Linked DNA regions of Homo sapiens: region 2 is linked to region 1. Evidence: read pairs that join two places in POLR2A ChIA-PET (ENCODE). Cell type or tissue: MCF 10A. All regions are shown on one strand. Each heading gives the region's core, and the rest is flanking DNA. Links, peaks and the distances in the headings are about the cores only.

Evidence for each region. ChIA-PET counts read pairs that join two places held together with the same protein. Peaks named below come from ENCODE experiments on the same cell type or tissue, not always from the same donor. Only the 100,000 strongest peaks of a DNase experiment are listed, where the experiment ranks them.
Region 2: POLR2A ChIA-PET joins it to region 1 with 6 read pairs; 3 of 35 experiments call an interaction of 5 or more read pairs at or near these places.

The regions. Positions count from the first base shown.
Region 1 is chr13:76,913,128-76,923,383 of GRCh38, forward strand. No RefSeq gene overlaps it. Among named protein-coding and RNA genes, the nearest start is that of ACOD1, 30 kb to the right of the region's middle. RefSeq lists enhancers at 4,058-4,729, 4,194-5,393. In MCF 10A, for the core only: no CTCF peak of the experiment used is centred there; a DNase peak (open chromatin) is centred at 4,714.
Region 2 is chr13:76,977,434-76,982,433 of GRCh38, forward strand. It overlaps the pseudogene RPL7P44. Among named protein-coding and RNA genes, the nearest start is that of CLN5, 12 kb to the right of the region's middle. In MCF 10A, for the core only: a CTCF peak has its summit at 2,867 (motif pointing left); a DNase peak (open chromatin) is centred at 2,828.

The DNA.
Region 1 (10,256 bases), core at 2,397-7,396:
ACCCTGACACATAGTAACCACCCAATTCATTTTTTAACAAATGACAGAAGTGCAACAGTCATTCCCTCAGGAACTTTTGATTCTGCAAAAAGGCTTGGACAGTAAATTGGGCTGCAGCAATTGCCTATTCTTCACTGAAGAAAAGTCTTAAGGACTTAACTCTGAAATTTTGGAAGACAAAGTAGCCTTAATTAAAATAGCACCTTTCAGGCCAGGCATGGTGGCTCACACCTGTAATCCGAGCACTTTGGGAAGCCAAGGTGTGAGGATCACTTGAGATCAGGAGTTTGAGACCAGCCTGGCCAACCTGGTGAAACTCCATCTCTACTAAAAAGATACAAAAACTAGCCAGGCGTGGTGGCAGGCCCCTGTAATCCCAGCTACTTGGAAGGCTGAGGCAGGAGAATCATTTGAACCCAGGAGGTGGAGGTTGCAGTGAACCAAGACTGCAACACTGCACTCTAGCCTGGGTGACACAACAAGACTCTGCCTGAAAAAAAATAAATAAATAAAATAAAATAGCACCTTTCAAATGCTTATAAATCACAAGATCAAATCAGTTGAAAGCAATACTTTCTTTTTACTCATTACAGTTTATTGAGCACACACTAAGTGCTCAGAACTGTGTCAGGTGCTATACAGATTATAACCCTTTAAACTGTGAGAATTACCAATAAAACATGAAAGAGTGAAAGAGCTGGATTGCAATTAACTTTACCAATAATTATTATGGTGTAATTCTAGGTGCGTCATTGTTATATGGAAATAAAAATCTCAACAGTGAGTGAAGGCTGCTAAAAGTAGCAGCAGCAATTAAGCCTCATATGACTATATAACTTTAGAATGAAAATGTCAGGGAGGAGAAATGGAAAAATCATGCAATCAAGAGAGACACGTTTTATAAAATAATAAAGGACAGGACCTCTTTTTAAATGCTTGATGGCAAACACGTGTCACAAGTTAGAAAAATGTTCACTGTATTTGTTGAATGTTTTCCATATGTCACACATATGGATTTTCTAATTCTATGAGAGGGTTTTCACTTAAAAATTCCAGTGTGTTGACAAGTTAATAAGTGATCTACTGACTTCTTCCCACGCAAGGGGCTGGAAAACCAATTTCGGCATAGTAGGTGGCATTGCTTTCCCTGGGTTCTCAGCCAGGGTCCATCTGGCTACAACAGAGGTGAGGCAGCCTCCCCAGTCCTGCTGCATGCCACCTCTCAGCCCACCTGCCAGCTACCACCCCGCTCAGGTCCCCTGTTTCCAGCCCTGCCAAACCGCCCACCTCACCCTGAAAATTCCCTCTGCCAACAAAGTCCTTTTCCCCTGTGCTGTACCTAGCCCATGTCTACTCATCCTTTTCTCTGAAGGTCTTAATGAAATGTCATCTCTCCTGTGAAGCCTACTTGGGTCTCCCAAGCAGAATCTGTAATCCCTGGTTCACTGGCTCCTTGGTACTTAATCAATTCCCCGTGTCATGCCACACTAACCGTTTCTATTCATTTAGCTATTTCAATAAATACATTTATTTCAAAAGCTTATTTATTGAGCATCTGCTGGATCAGACATGGTGCCCAACCCTAGAAATAGAAAGATGAATGGTGCATGGGGTCTGCTAGAGACCTAGGCATCCAAATACAAGAAGCACAAAGAACACCCAGGAAATTTATCGCAAAAAGATCTTCCCCTAGGCACATTGTCATCAGGTTATCCAAAGTTACGACAAAAGAAAGAATCTTAAAAGCTGTGAGACAGAAGCACCAGGTAACCTACAAAGGAAAACCTATCAGATTAACAGCAGATTTCTCAGCAGAACCTCTACAAGCTAGAAGGGATTTGGGCCCTATCTTCAGAAATTCAAAGAATATGGCTCCTAGTTTTCCAGTATGGATGGGGTCCCATATAGATTGACTGTGCAGGATAAGACAAAAGTCAAATATGGCTCCTAGTTTTTCAGCATGGATAGGGTCCCATGTAAGATATGGACTACATAGGAGAAGTGAATTTAGGAAGAAAGTTGATGCATTCAGTATACTTCACATAGAGCACTGGATGCGTATGGACATTTGGGTAAAGATATCTAAGAGGCAACTGAACGTCTGAGCCTGAAAGTTGGGGATGCAGAATGAGCTAAGGAGACAGATCTGCAAGTTGTCTGCCCCTGACTGGTAATCAGGGACCATGAGACCTTCAGAGAACCCCTGGAGAGGGCTCAACGTGGGAAGAAAGCCTAGGCAGAGCTCTGGAGAACACCAGGTAAAACGGCCTGGCAGAGGAAAAGGAGTCATGGAGGACACTGAGAAGCACAGTTAGAGAGGATGAAGGAGAACCAGGAGGACACGATGTGATTCGGTACAAAGGAAAGATATTACAGGAAAGAGGAAGGATAGTGCTAAGATTAAGGGCATAGCTTCTGAAGTCAGACCACCTCCATGCTGGTCTAGCACTTAATAATTGGGTGAAATAGAGCAAAGTATTCTTTTACGCTTTATACCTCAGTTTTCTCATCTGTAAATGGGTATCTTATAGGACTATTGTTAATATTAAAAACATTTAGACTAGCACCTGCCATGTATTATGTTCTTAATAAATATCATTTTTTATTAATATTATAGATTTCTCTCTTCCATTTTTGTCAACTTCCCCAAGGGCAGAGACTACTTTTTTTGAGACAAGTTCTCACTCTGTCACCCAGGGTGGAATGCAGTGGTGCAATTATGGCTTACTGCAGCCTCAACCTTCTGGGCTCAAGTGATCTTCCCATCTTGGCCTTTCTAGTAGCTGGGACTACAAGTGTATACCACCATGCCCAACTAAATTTTTTAAATTATTTTTTGTAGAGACAGGGTCTCACTATGTTGCCCAGGCTGCTCTCAAACTAGGGCTCAAGCAATTCTCCCACCTCAACATCCTAAGTTGTTGGGATTATAGGCATGAGCCACCACACCCAGCCACAGAGACCACTTTTTAAAAATCTTCTTTGTATCTCATTCACCTACCACAGCATATAACTCATAATAGGCACAAAGGAAATAGTTGTTGAATAAAATCACTCTACTAGGACCCTCTACGTGGCCAGAGCATCTTTTGTCATAATAGTTAGTCAGAGATTTGACCCACGGAGTCAACGTTCTGAGAAAAAAGTTTGTTTTTCTCCAAAGTCAGAAAAGTCTATTTTGGTTGTTTCCAAAGACATTTAATGTGCTTAAAAAATCCTAGAGTTGAAGAGACTTTAAAAGTTATCCAGTCCAATGTCCTTATTAATGCAAGAAACTTTATATGACATCCATAAAACTCAACTTCCAATGACAGCCAACCCACTCCCAGCCCATTTCTCTGTTAGAAGGTTTTATTTTATTCTTAGATCTTGAACACAAGGCGGCCTCCCTGCAATTTTTACCAACTGATCCTAATTCAATCTTATAGAGCTACCCAGCCTACTTCTATACCCCTGAGAAGATAACAATCCTTCAAGAAACTGAAGACAACTACAGGCATCCCTTATTTTATTGGAAGAAGGTACCACCTAGGACTTTCACAGCTAGAGAAGAGAAGTAAATGCCTGGCTCCAAAGCTTCAAAGAACAGGCAGAGCCTCCTGTTAGGGGCTAATGCAGCTTGACTTGAAGTTGAAGTCAACGCACATTGACCATTCTGAAAATCTAGAGCCTTTAAGAATGGCGCTAAATCTACTCTACCTGTGCTCTATAAATGGAACAGAGCCTGGATGACAGCACCTGTGTACAGCATGGTTTACTGAATGTTTTAAGACCACTGTTGAGACCCAGTGTTCAGAAAAAGATTACTTTCAAAATATTACTGCTCAGAGACAATGCACCTGATCACTTAAGAGTGCCGATGCAGACATATAAGGAAATTAATGTTCTTTTCATGCCTGTTAATATAACATCTGTTCTGCAGCCCAAGGATCAAGGACAAATTTTTAACTTTCGAGTCTTATTATTTAAGAAATACATTTCATATGGTTATTGCTGCCATAGATATTGATTTCTCTGACGGATCTGGGCAAAGTAAATTGAAACCCTTCTGGAAAGGATTCACTATTCTAGATGCCATTAAGAACATTCATGACTCATGGGAGGAGATCAAAATATCAACATGAATAGGAGTCTGGAAGAAGTTGATTCCAATGCTCATGGATGACTTGGAGAGGTTCCAGACTTCAGTGTAAGAAGTAACTGCAGATGTGACAGAAATAGCAAGAGACAGCAATTCCAAGAGCAATTCCACAGACCCTCTAAAGAAAGGAGACTGCTCCTGTAGGACCCAGGTGAACCCTCAAAACTGTGAGTGCCCCAACTGTGGAAGTTGGGAAAGGGAGACCCTCCTCTCCTAAACACACACCCCCACTGGAAAAGCTGAAGGTCTGTTTGTGGGAGAAGTTTCTGACTTTATCTGGAGCTGAGTCAATGTGGAGAGCCAAGTGAAATACAGGGGTAGAGGAAGCAGCAGAAAGGCCCTGGGAGCTTGCTGGGTGCCTTAGCAGGCTACTCCTGCCTGGCACCTCAGGGATCCAGCGGGAGAGGAGCAGGGGGTAAAACTACACAGGAAGAAGCAAATCTCTAGCTGAACTTAGTAACAATTTGAACAGGGTGAGAAGCCTCCTGGCCAGAACCAGGGGGAGGGTGCAAATCCAGTATGCAGACTCTACAGGCCTGGGAAAAATCCAGACCTTTTATTTCGCAACTAGGAGGCGAGTAGCCTGGGGCAGGTTTTCAAGCTGGTATTGCTCTCTGCCTGGAAACAGTCTGGGGGCTGATAAGGGACACGCAGGGAGTGAGACCAGCCCTTCGGTTTGCATGGGAGCTGGGTGAGGCCTGTGACTGCCGGCTTTCCCCCACTTCCCTGACAACCTGCATGACTCAGCAGAGGCAGCCATAATCCTCCCACGTACACAACTCCAGTGACCTGGGACTCTCACTCCCATCCGCCACAGCAGCCGCAGCAAGACCCACCCAAGGAGAGTCTGAGCTCAGACATGCCTAGCCCTGCCCCCACCTGATGGTCCTTCCCTACCCACTCTGGTAGCCGAAGACAAAAGGCATATAATCTTGGAAGTTCTAGGGCCCCGTCCACTGCCGGTTCTTCCCCGTAATACCACAGCTGATGCTGTCTGGAAAGCACCACCTCCTAGCAGGAGGCCAACCAGCACAAAAATAGAGCATTAAACCACCAAAGCTAAGAACACTCACAGAGTCCATTGTACTCCCTACCACCTCCACAGGAACAGGTGTTGGTATCCATGGCTGAGAGATCCATAGACAGTTCACATCATGGGAGTCTGTGCAGACAACCCCCAGTACCAGCCCAGAGCCAGGTAGACTTGCTGGGTGGCTAGACCCAGAAGAGAGACAACAATCACTGCAGTTCAGCTCACTGGAAGCCACATCCATAGGAAAAGGCGGAGAGTACTACATCAAGGGAACATCCTATGGGACAAAAGAATATGAACAACAGCCTTCAGTGCTAGACCTTCCTTCTGACAGAGCCTACCCAAATGAGAAGGAACCAGAAAACCAACCCTGGTAATATGACAAAACAAGGCTCTTCAACACCCCCCCAAAAATCACACTAGTTCACCAGCAATGGATCCAAACCAAGAAAAAAATCCCTGATTTACCTGAAAAAGAATTCAGGAGGATAGTTATTAAGCTAATTAGGGAGGGACCAGAGAAGGTGAAGCCCAATGCAAGGCAATACAAAATATGGTACCAGAAGTGAAGGAAGAAATGTTCAAGGAAATAGACTGCTTAAAGAAAATACAGTAAAAAATTCAGGAAAGTTTGGACACACTTTTAGAAATGCAAAGTGCTCTGGAAAGTCTCAGTAATAGAATTGAACAAGTAAAAGAAATTCAGAGCTTGAAGACAAGGTCTTCAAATTAACCCATTCCAACAAAGACAAAGAAAAAAGAATAAGAAAATATGAACAAAGCCTCCAAGAAGTCTGGGATTATGTTAAACGACCAAACCTAAGAATAATTGGTGTATCTGAGGAAGAAGAGAATCCTAAAAGCTTGGAAAACATATTTGGGGGAATAATCAAGGAAAACCTCCCCAGCCTTGCTAGAGGCCTAGACATCCAAAAACAAGAAGCACAAAGAACACCAAGGAAATTCATCACAAAAAGATCTTCCCCTAGGCACATTGTCATCAGGTTATCCAAAGTTAAGACAAAAGAAAGAATCTTAAGAGCTATGAGACAGAAGCACCAGGTAACCTATAAAGGAAAACCTATCAGATTAACAGCAGATTTCTCAGCAGAAACCCTACAGGCTAGAAGGGATTTGGGCCCTATCTTCAGCCTCCTCAAACAAAACAATTATCAGCCAAGAATTTTGTAAATCCAGCAAAACTAAGCATCATAGATGAAGGAAAGAGACAGTCTTTCAGACAAACAAATGCTGAGAGAATTCACCATTACCAAGCCACCTCTATAAGAACTGCTAAAAGGAGCTCTAAATCTTGAAACAAATCCTGAAAACACATCAAAACAGAACCTCATTAAAGCATAAATCGGACAGGACCTATAAAATAAAAATATAAGTTAAAAAGCAAAAACAAAAAACAAAAAAACCAAAGTACACAGGCAACAAAGAGCATGATGAATGCAACAGTACCTCAGGTTTCAATACTAACATTGAATGTAAATGGCCTAAATGCTCCACTTAAAAGATGCAGAACCGCAAAATGGATAAGAACTCAGCACAGCAAAAGGAACAGTCAGCAGAGTAAACAGACAACCCACAGAGTGGGAGAAAATCTTTACAATCTATACATCTGACAAAGGACTAATATCCAGAATCTACAATAAACTCAAACAAATCAGTAAGAAAAAAAACAAACAATCCCATCAAAAAGTAGGCTAAGGACATGAAAAGAAGATACACAAATGGCCAAGAAACGTGAAAAAAATGTTCAACATCACTAATGATCAGGGAAATGCAAGTCAAAACCACAATGAGGTACTACCTCACTCCTATAAGAATGGCCATAATCAAAAAATCAAAAAACAGTAGATGCTGGCATGGATGCGGTAAACAGGGAACACTTCTACACTGCTGGTGGGAATGTAAACTAGTACAGCCATTATGGAAAACAGTATGGAGATTCCTTAAAGAACTAAAAGTAGAACTACCATTTGATCCAGCAATCCCACTGTTGGCTATCTACCCAGAGGAAAGGAAGTCATTACTCAAAAAAGATACTTGCACACACATTTACAACAGTGCAATTCACAATTGCAAAATTGTGGAACGAACCCAAATGCCCATCAATCAAGTGGATAAAGAAACTGTGGTATATACCTATATGGTGGAATACTATGCAGCCATAAAAAGGAATGAATTAATAGCATTTGCAGTGACCTGGATGAGATTGGAGAGTATTATTCTAAGTGAAGTAACTCAGGAATGGCAAACCACACATCATATGTTCTCATTGATATGTGGGAGCTAAGATATGGGGACGCAAAGGCATAAGAATGATGCAATGACTTTGGGGACTTGGGGGAAAGAGTGGGAGGAGGGTCAGGGCTAGAAGACTACAAATATGGTACAGTGTATACTGCTCGGGTGATGGGTGCATCAAATTCTCACAAATCACCACTAAAGAAATTACTCATGTAACCAAATACCACCTGTACCCCAATTACTTATGGAAAATTTTTTTTTAAAAAAGAAATAGCCAGAGAACTAGAATTATAAGTGGAGCCTGAAGATGTGACTGAATTGCTGCAGTCCCATGATAAAACTTTAGCAGATAAGGAGTTGCTTCTTAGAGATGAATAACGAAAGTAGTTTCTTAAGATACAACCTACTCCTGGTGAAGATGCCATGAGCATTGTTGAAATGACAAGGGATTTAGGGATTTAGAATATTCCATAATTTTAGTTGATAAAGCAATGGTAGGCTTCGAGAGGATTAACTCCAATTTTGAAAGACGTTCAACCATGAGTAAAATGCTGTCTAACAGCATCACATGCTACAGGCAAATCTTTTGTGAAAGAAAGTCAGTTGATATAACAAGCTTCATTTTTGTCTTAAGAAATTGCCACAGTCACCTCAACCTTCAACAGCCACCACCCTGATCAGTCAGCAGCCATCGACACTGTGGCAAGTCCCTCCACCAGAAAAAATATTACACTTACTGAAGGTCCAGGTGAATGTTAGCATTTTTTAGGAATAAGGTATTTCTGAATTAAGGTATGTACACTTTTTTAGACATAATGCTATTGCACACTTAATAGACTACAGTATACTGTAAACATAACTTTTTTATTTTTTTGAGACAGGGTCTCACTCTGTCACCCAGGCTGGAGTCCAGTGGTGCAATCTCGGCTCACTGCAATCTCCACCTCCTGGACTCAAGTGATTCTCCCACTTCAGCCTCCTGAGAGCTGGGATTACAGGTGCACACCACCACCACATCCGACAAATTTTTCTATTTTTTATAAAGACAAGGTTTTGCTATATTGCTGAGGCTGTTCTCAAACTCCTGACCTCAGGCTATCTGCCAGCCTCAGCCTCCTAAAGTGCTGGGATTACAGGAATGAGCCACTACATTTGGCCAAACATAGCTTTTATATGCACTGGAAAGCCAAAAAATTTGTGTGACTCACTTCATTGTGATATTTGCTTTATGCCAGTGATATGGAACTGACCCAGCAATATCTCTGAGGTAGGCTTATACATTCTAGGTTTTTAAAAAATTAACAGGACAAAAATCAACACTGTATCAGCTGGTGCTGTCATTTTAAAAATACCATAGACTGGGTGACTTATATAACCGAAATTTATTGCTCACAGTTCTGGAGGCTGGGAAGTCCAAGATCAAGGTGCTATTAGAATGAGCCAATTCTGATGCAAGTGGATGGAGCAAATACAGTCTTAAGGCTCAATATTATGAGTATATACTTCAGAGTATCAACCCTCTGAGCTCTGTACCGGTCTGCACTAGGTGGGGACATTCACAGCCTAGCTTGCCCAGAAACAGATAATCAGGACTACTGGAGGTTTGGAAAGTGTGGCATTCATGTAAAGAAAGTTACAGCAACAAGTTAAGAAGCCCTGCCACACTTCTGGTTTGTGAACAACCAGCATTCAAGAGTGCACACCTATGCCTTACAGGACATCTCTGAACGCAAGTTGTTAAACTATTCAAATATATGTCTTGGTTTTAGTGTAGCTCTTCAGCCTGTCAAGACCACTTAAGATAGTATAATTTGATCTGAGATTGACCATCTCAGCTATCTGTTTTAGCTTAGTATCATCTATACATCTGAGTGAAATGTCTCCTACAGCTTCATCCAAAGCTCTGGAACAACATAGCAGCATCACTGGTTATCTAGCCCAGGAAAAATCACCTCACCTCTTTGATCCTCCATGTATTTCCCTATAAAATTTGGTTAGGTAGTCTTTAAAGCTAAGTACAAAACAGCAGTTTGCATAAAACTTTAAGAAGCCTCCCTATGAAGTACACAATATACTATCACCAGGATTTTTACTGAAATTCACTAACATGAAATTATATGCCCAATTTTGTCTGAATGGGCATTTTCTAAAGAAAAGATCTATAGTTTTCATGAGATTCTTAAAAGGGTCCAAGGGACCACTATTCCATGAAGATGGTTGTTCAAGTAGCTAGCTGCCCACCTCACTGCACTATTTTAACACATTCCTCTACCTCTATCATGAAAATGAAAATATTGAAGCAGTCTACTATTTTCATAAAGTAACTGTGAATTCTCCTCAAACTTCCTAAAACCCATGAGCTTCCTCCCAACTCAGGAAGCAGCTATGGTTTTCTATGTCTGCTGCCCTTCAGAAGGGTTGCCATAGCAGAATAGAAAAAAACTAAAGACTCAAGATCCCAGAATTTTAGTATTAAAGCCTTTGAAAATGTAGGCTGCCGGACTCAAGGCCTGAAGTATATGCCTTAACCACTGGATATAGATGTCTACCAAATCAAAGACAAGTGCAGTTCCATCCCAAAAATAGACAAGGATTCTGCCAGTAAGGGGGAGTCAGAGGAAGAGAAGAGCTGAGATATTAAGGTATCTCTGAAATGGAGTCCCACTCCTGTCCCCATCACTGGTGGGAGAGGGTGAATAATAGAAACTCCAAATGGGTTTGGGGACATCTGTTAACACTGAAAACATTCCAGCAAGATCCACAGAGATATCCCACATCCAGAGTGGAAACAGTAGAAGAATCATCAATGTGTGGGCACCTGGG
Region 2 (5,000 bases), core at 1-5,000, 62 kb after region 1:
AACCCTGGGATCCTGTAGGGGCCCTGATCTGGGGAAACATGAGGACGTGGAGGCAAGGGAGGAAGCTCAGGGGAGACACTTGTATATTGGGGGTTGCCTTTGAGCCACACCTTCTTCACTGGCTTCTATTCCAACCTAAAACACACAGGTCAGCTTCACCAGGAGGTACACGAGGCTGGTCTGAATCAAATGTCCCTTGACTCTCTGAAAGGATGGCATTAGGGCTGGGAGGCATAAAAATCAAGAGTCTCAGCCTCTTGTTACTAAACTTTGTATTTCACTAAAGTATATGCTAAGATTCTAAACATTCTCTCTTCGTATGTTGTTTTATAAAATTGAATAATAGCTCCTATCTGATATACCATATATACATACATATATGAGCTTAGAATGCTCATATATATATATATATATATATATATATATATATATATATATATATATGAGAAAAGACTTTGAATATTCTGAAGGGCAAGAAAGATGCAGATGCAGATACAGGCTGGGCATGGTGGCTCATACCTGTAATAGCAGCAGTTTGGAAGGCCAAGGTGGGAGAATTGCTTGAGGCCAGGAATTTGAGACGAGCCTGGGCAACATAGTGAGACCCCTGTCTCTACAAAAATTAAAACTAAAAAATTAGCCAGGAATGGAGGTGTGTGCTGCAGTCCTACCTACTCAGGAGGCAGAGGTGAGAGAATTGCCTGAGCCCAAGAGTTTGAAGTTACAATGAGCTTTGATCATGCCACTGCACTCCAGTTTGGGTGACAGAGCAAGACCCCGTTTAAAAAAAAAATGCTAAAAACATGGATTTGATTTTAAAGAATTCCCCAAACAAGTTGGCCTTCAGTTGTTTCACGGAATAATCAGATGAACATGCTCAAGGAGTGAAACACGTTTTCAACATGTGCACGTCCTTTGGAACTGATAAGAAAGCACTGAGGCATTTACTGGGTTGTAATCTAGACTCAATAAGTCCATGTACCTCTCCCGGACTTCATCTCAAGCACAGAGACCTGAGTTCATTAAATACTCACAAACCCCAGTGTGTAGGACATCGCCCTTCACCCATTAGGAAATCAGTAACTACTTGTTGAAAGGATGAATGAATAACACCCACATTAATCTTAATACCCTTCAAGTGAAAGAGGTGCTAGATATTTCCTTTCCTAAGTTTTAGAGAAAAGAGAATTGGCTTCTAGGACTGACTTTGTCACTGCCTAGTGATGACCTTAAAGAAGTCATTTTTCCTCCCAGGGAAACTCAGCCAGGAGATTGAACAGAGATGTCCTCCAGCTTCAAACTTCAAATCCTGCAGACAAAGAAATTAATGAATTGTATATTTTAACTTATTAAAAAGAAAGGTGCAGCAGCTGTGGCGGTTCCTCACAAAGTTAAAGAGAACTACCATGATTCCACTTCTAGGTATATACACAAAAGAATTAAAAGTAGGGACTCAAACAGGTATTTGTACACCCATGTTCATAGCAGCATTATTCACTACAGCCAACAACCCAAATGTCCATCAACAGATGAATGGTACACAAAATGTGGTGTTCTACATACAAGGGAATATTATTCCTTCCTTAAAAAGGAAGGAAATTTTGACAAGTGCTACCACATGGATGAACCCTAAGGACATAGGCCAAGTGAAATAAGGCAGTAACACAAAGACAAATATTATATGATTCCACTTGTAGTAAGTACCTAGAGTAGACAAAGTCTTAGAGATAGAAAGTAGAATGTAATAGAGGCTACCTGGAGCTGGGAGAAAGGAGAATGAGGAATTAGTGTTTCACGGTTGCGGTTGCAGTTTGGGATGATGAATATGGTCTGGGGACGGACAGTGGAGATGGCTCCACAGCATTGTGAATGCACTTAATGCCAGTCGATCACACACTACTTAAAAATGGTTAAAATGGTAAAGTTCATGTTACATATGTTTTACTCCCTCCCCCTCCCCTCCAAAAAACAAAACACTATTGGCAAAGGGGTAGCAGGTGAGGGGCAGGCTGGTCTGGTCCTTGTGACTGCGAACATCCCTGCTGCCCGTTTTTTGTCTGAAGCCCGGCTGGGTCGCTGGAGATCCAGCGGAGTGTGCGGAGGGAGGCGTGTTGGATACCTTTTAAAAATGAGAAGCCCCAGGCCGGGCGCGGTGACTCACGACTGTAAGTCGCGGCCCAACCCTTTGGGAGGCCGAGGCAGGTGGATCACTTGAGGTCAGGAGTTCGAGACAAGCCTGGCCAAAATGGTGAACTCCTGTTTAAAAAAAAAAAAAAAAAAAAAAATTAGCAGGGCGTGGTGGCAGGAGCCTGTAATCCCAGCTACTCGGGAGGCTGAGACAGAAGAATCGCTTGAACCCGGGAGGCGGAGGTTGCAGTGAGCCCAGATCGTGCCAATGCACTCCAGCCTGGGCGACAAGAGCGAGACTCCGTCTCAACAACAACAACAAAAAAAAATTAGAAGCCCCTGGGGACGGAGAGCATTAGGACAAATACCTAATGCATATGGGGCTTAAAACCTAGATGATGGGTTGATAGGTGCAGCAAACCACCAGGGCACATGCATACATATGTAACAAACCTGCACGTTCTGCACATGTATCTTGGAACTTAAAGTAACAAAATAAAATAAAATAAAATAAAAATAAAAATTAGAAGCCCGAGAGAGGGAAAACAGCTTAGGAAGGGGTTGCCCCCGCCACTCCGCAGGCTGCAGAGGGAAGAGAAAGCGCCCCCGTGGCGCCCCCAGGGCCGTGCAGCCCAGACCTAGCCCCGCAGCCCCACATACCCCAGCACCTCCGAAGCTGCGTGCAGAGCCGCTCGCTCCCACCTCCGGCTGCACCCGCGCGCCCCCTTGCGGCGGATTCCGCTCTGGCGCATAGCCCCACTGGAGCGCTGGCGCGTTGGCGATGGGGTCCCAGGTGGGAGAGAGATCTGTCCGCTGAACCTGCGCATCCCGGCCCCTGCGGAGGCTGCAGAGATTCTGCCCTTTCTGTTCGGAGGGAAGAGAGAGGGCGCCAGGGAGACATAAGCTAGATTTTTATTAATAGATAACTTTATTTGAAAATTATCTTTAAACGAAAGAGCAAGGGGAAAAATGGATTCTATCCTTTGCCGCACTACTAAAAAGTAACTTCCATTCAACTTATTTCAAAAGAGAACGTCGATATTGATATGCAATACTTTTAATTGTTTTAAAATATTTAATTGTGTGCAATAATTTTTTTAACTGCTCAGTTCCAAAGCTGGAAGTTGAAGTGATGTTTTTGACAGGGAAGACTGAAGAAGAGACCCCATTGCATCTTCATCGGAGCTGGAGGACAAAAAAAAAATTCTTAGGACACTTAACATGGAGAGTTTGAGATCCGGATACAGCGTGGGCTGTAACTAAGGGCAGTGGAAGCAGGCAGCCTTGGCTAGGATGCCGCTGCTCCTCATGACATTTTGTCTCACAAACTTAGCAAGTTCTTAGAAAGTCCAAAACGCCATATGTGTTGCCTAATTTTCTTATATGATCACAGGAAATAAATAGGAAAAATGCAGATAATTTGCATTTTATTTGATAATTTTTAAATAAAAGTTACTTGTTAATAAAATTTCAGGTAGGATGCTCCCTGAGTTTCTTCTGTACAATATCATTCATTGACCAGATATTTGAAGAAAAGTTATTCTTTGTTTTTTTGAGAGCAGGTACTGTTTATTAACTGACCAGCTTAGAAAAATAATCATGGTAGACACCTTAGTTCATTATTCTAATAAGCTGTTGATCTGGTCCTCCCTGTTGCCAGCATCTCCACCTTCTACAAAATGGGTGGTCTTTTTCTTCTTTCCACCTCATGGAGAAGATAATTTGAAGGACCACAGGAAGTTATTTGCTTCTTCGAAGCATTTTCCAACAGTATAGATCTCATGAATCAGATCTTCCGTGCAGATGATGCCATATTTACCAAGCGTTCGAGCAATCAAAGCGTTATCTGTCAAAGCAATTCGCTTCTTATTGATTTTGCCATAACCCCGCTTGTAGATTAGTTTATTTACTGACTTCAGATTTGGGTACCCCCTGCAATATATGGTTCTACAATCCCCAGCATGTTAATTGAAACCTTGTTAAGCTTCACAAAGTTTCCACTGAAGATTTGACGAAGGCGAAGAAGCTGCAACACCTTTCGGACCTTTGGGCTCACACCACTGATACCTCTGATCCTGATGACAAATGCCAATTTGGGTTCTGCAGGTACATAGAAGTTGCCGGCTTTGCTTGCCATCCTTGCCATTCAAATTTAAGTTCCGTATATCTGTCTATATTCCTTGTGATAGTGCTTCGCTTTTTCATAGATAAGCTTCCTCCTTGCCTTTCGAAGCATCTTTTGGGCAAACTTCTTTCTCAGGCATTTGATCTTCAGCTCTGTGAAATTTCTTCGCTTTTTCTTAAGGGTTTCTGGTACAGCAGGAAACTTTTTCTTCTTCTCTTTGACACTCTCCATGGTTCCAGCGGGAAAAGAGGAACTATTCCTTTATTATTAAAAGATGAAATCTGCAATATCCAGCAAACATTACTTTCCCTACTGGATCTTTAAATTATTAGTCCCATGTTCCTCTGATAAAAATTCACTAAGCCTTTATGTCCTGGGTGCTGAATAAACCCTGCATTTACTTTCAAGAAGAAACCTACCTTTCTTAACCTGGAGGTAGATTGCTGCTCATAAGTGACAGATGGAGTACTGTAAATCCCCGAGGGTGATTCTAGCTCTTGACCCAGTAGGATATTTACTGTCAACGATGCCTAGATTTAGAAAGAGGATGTAAACGTGGTGTGACACCAGACAGGGCAAAGAGCAACTGCTTGTGGAAAACACACATGCATCCGTCATCACTGCAGATGAGGAGGAAAAGGAGGACAAGGAGTGAATTTGAAAAGCAGGATAACTTAGTGTAGGTCTGAGTGCCCAAGATCAAACCTGACTCCACCCTCACTGCCTTATGTGATCCCGAGAAATTACT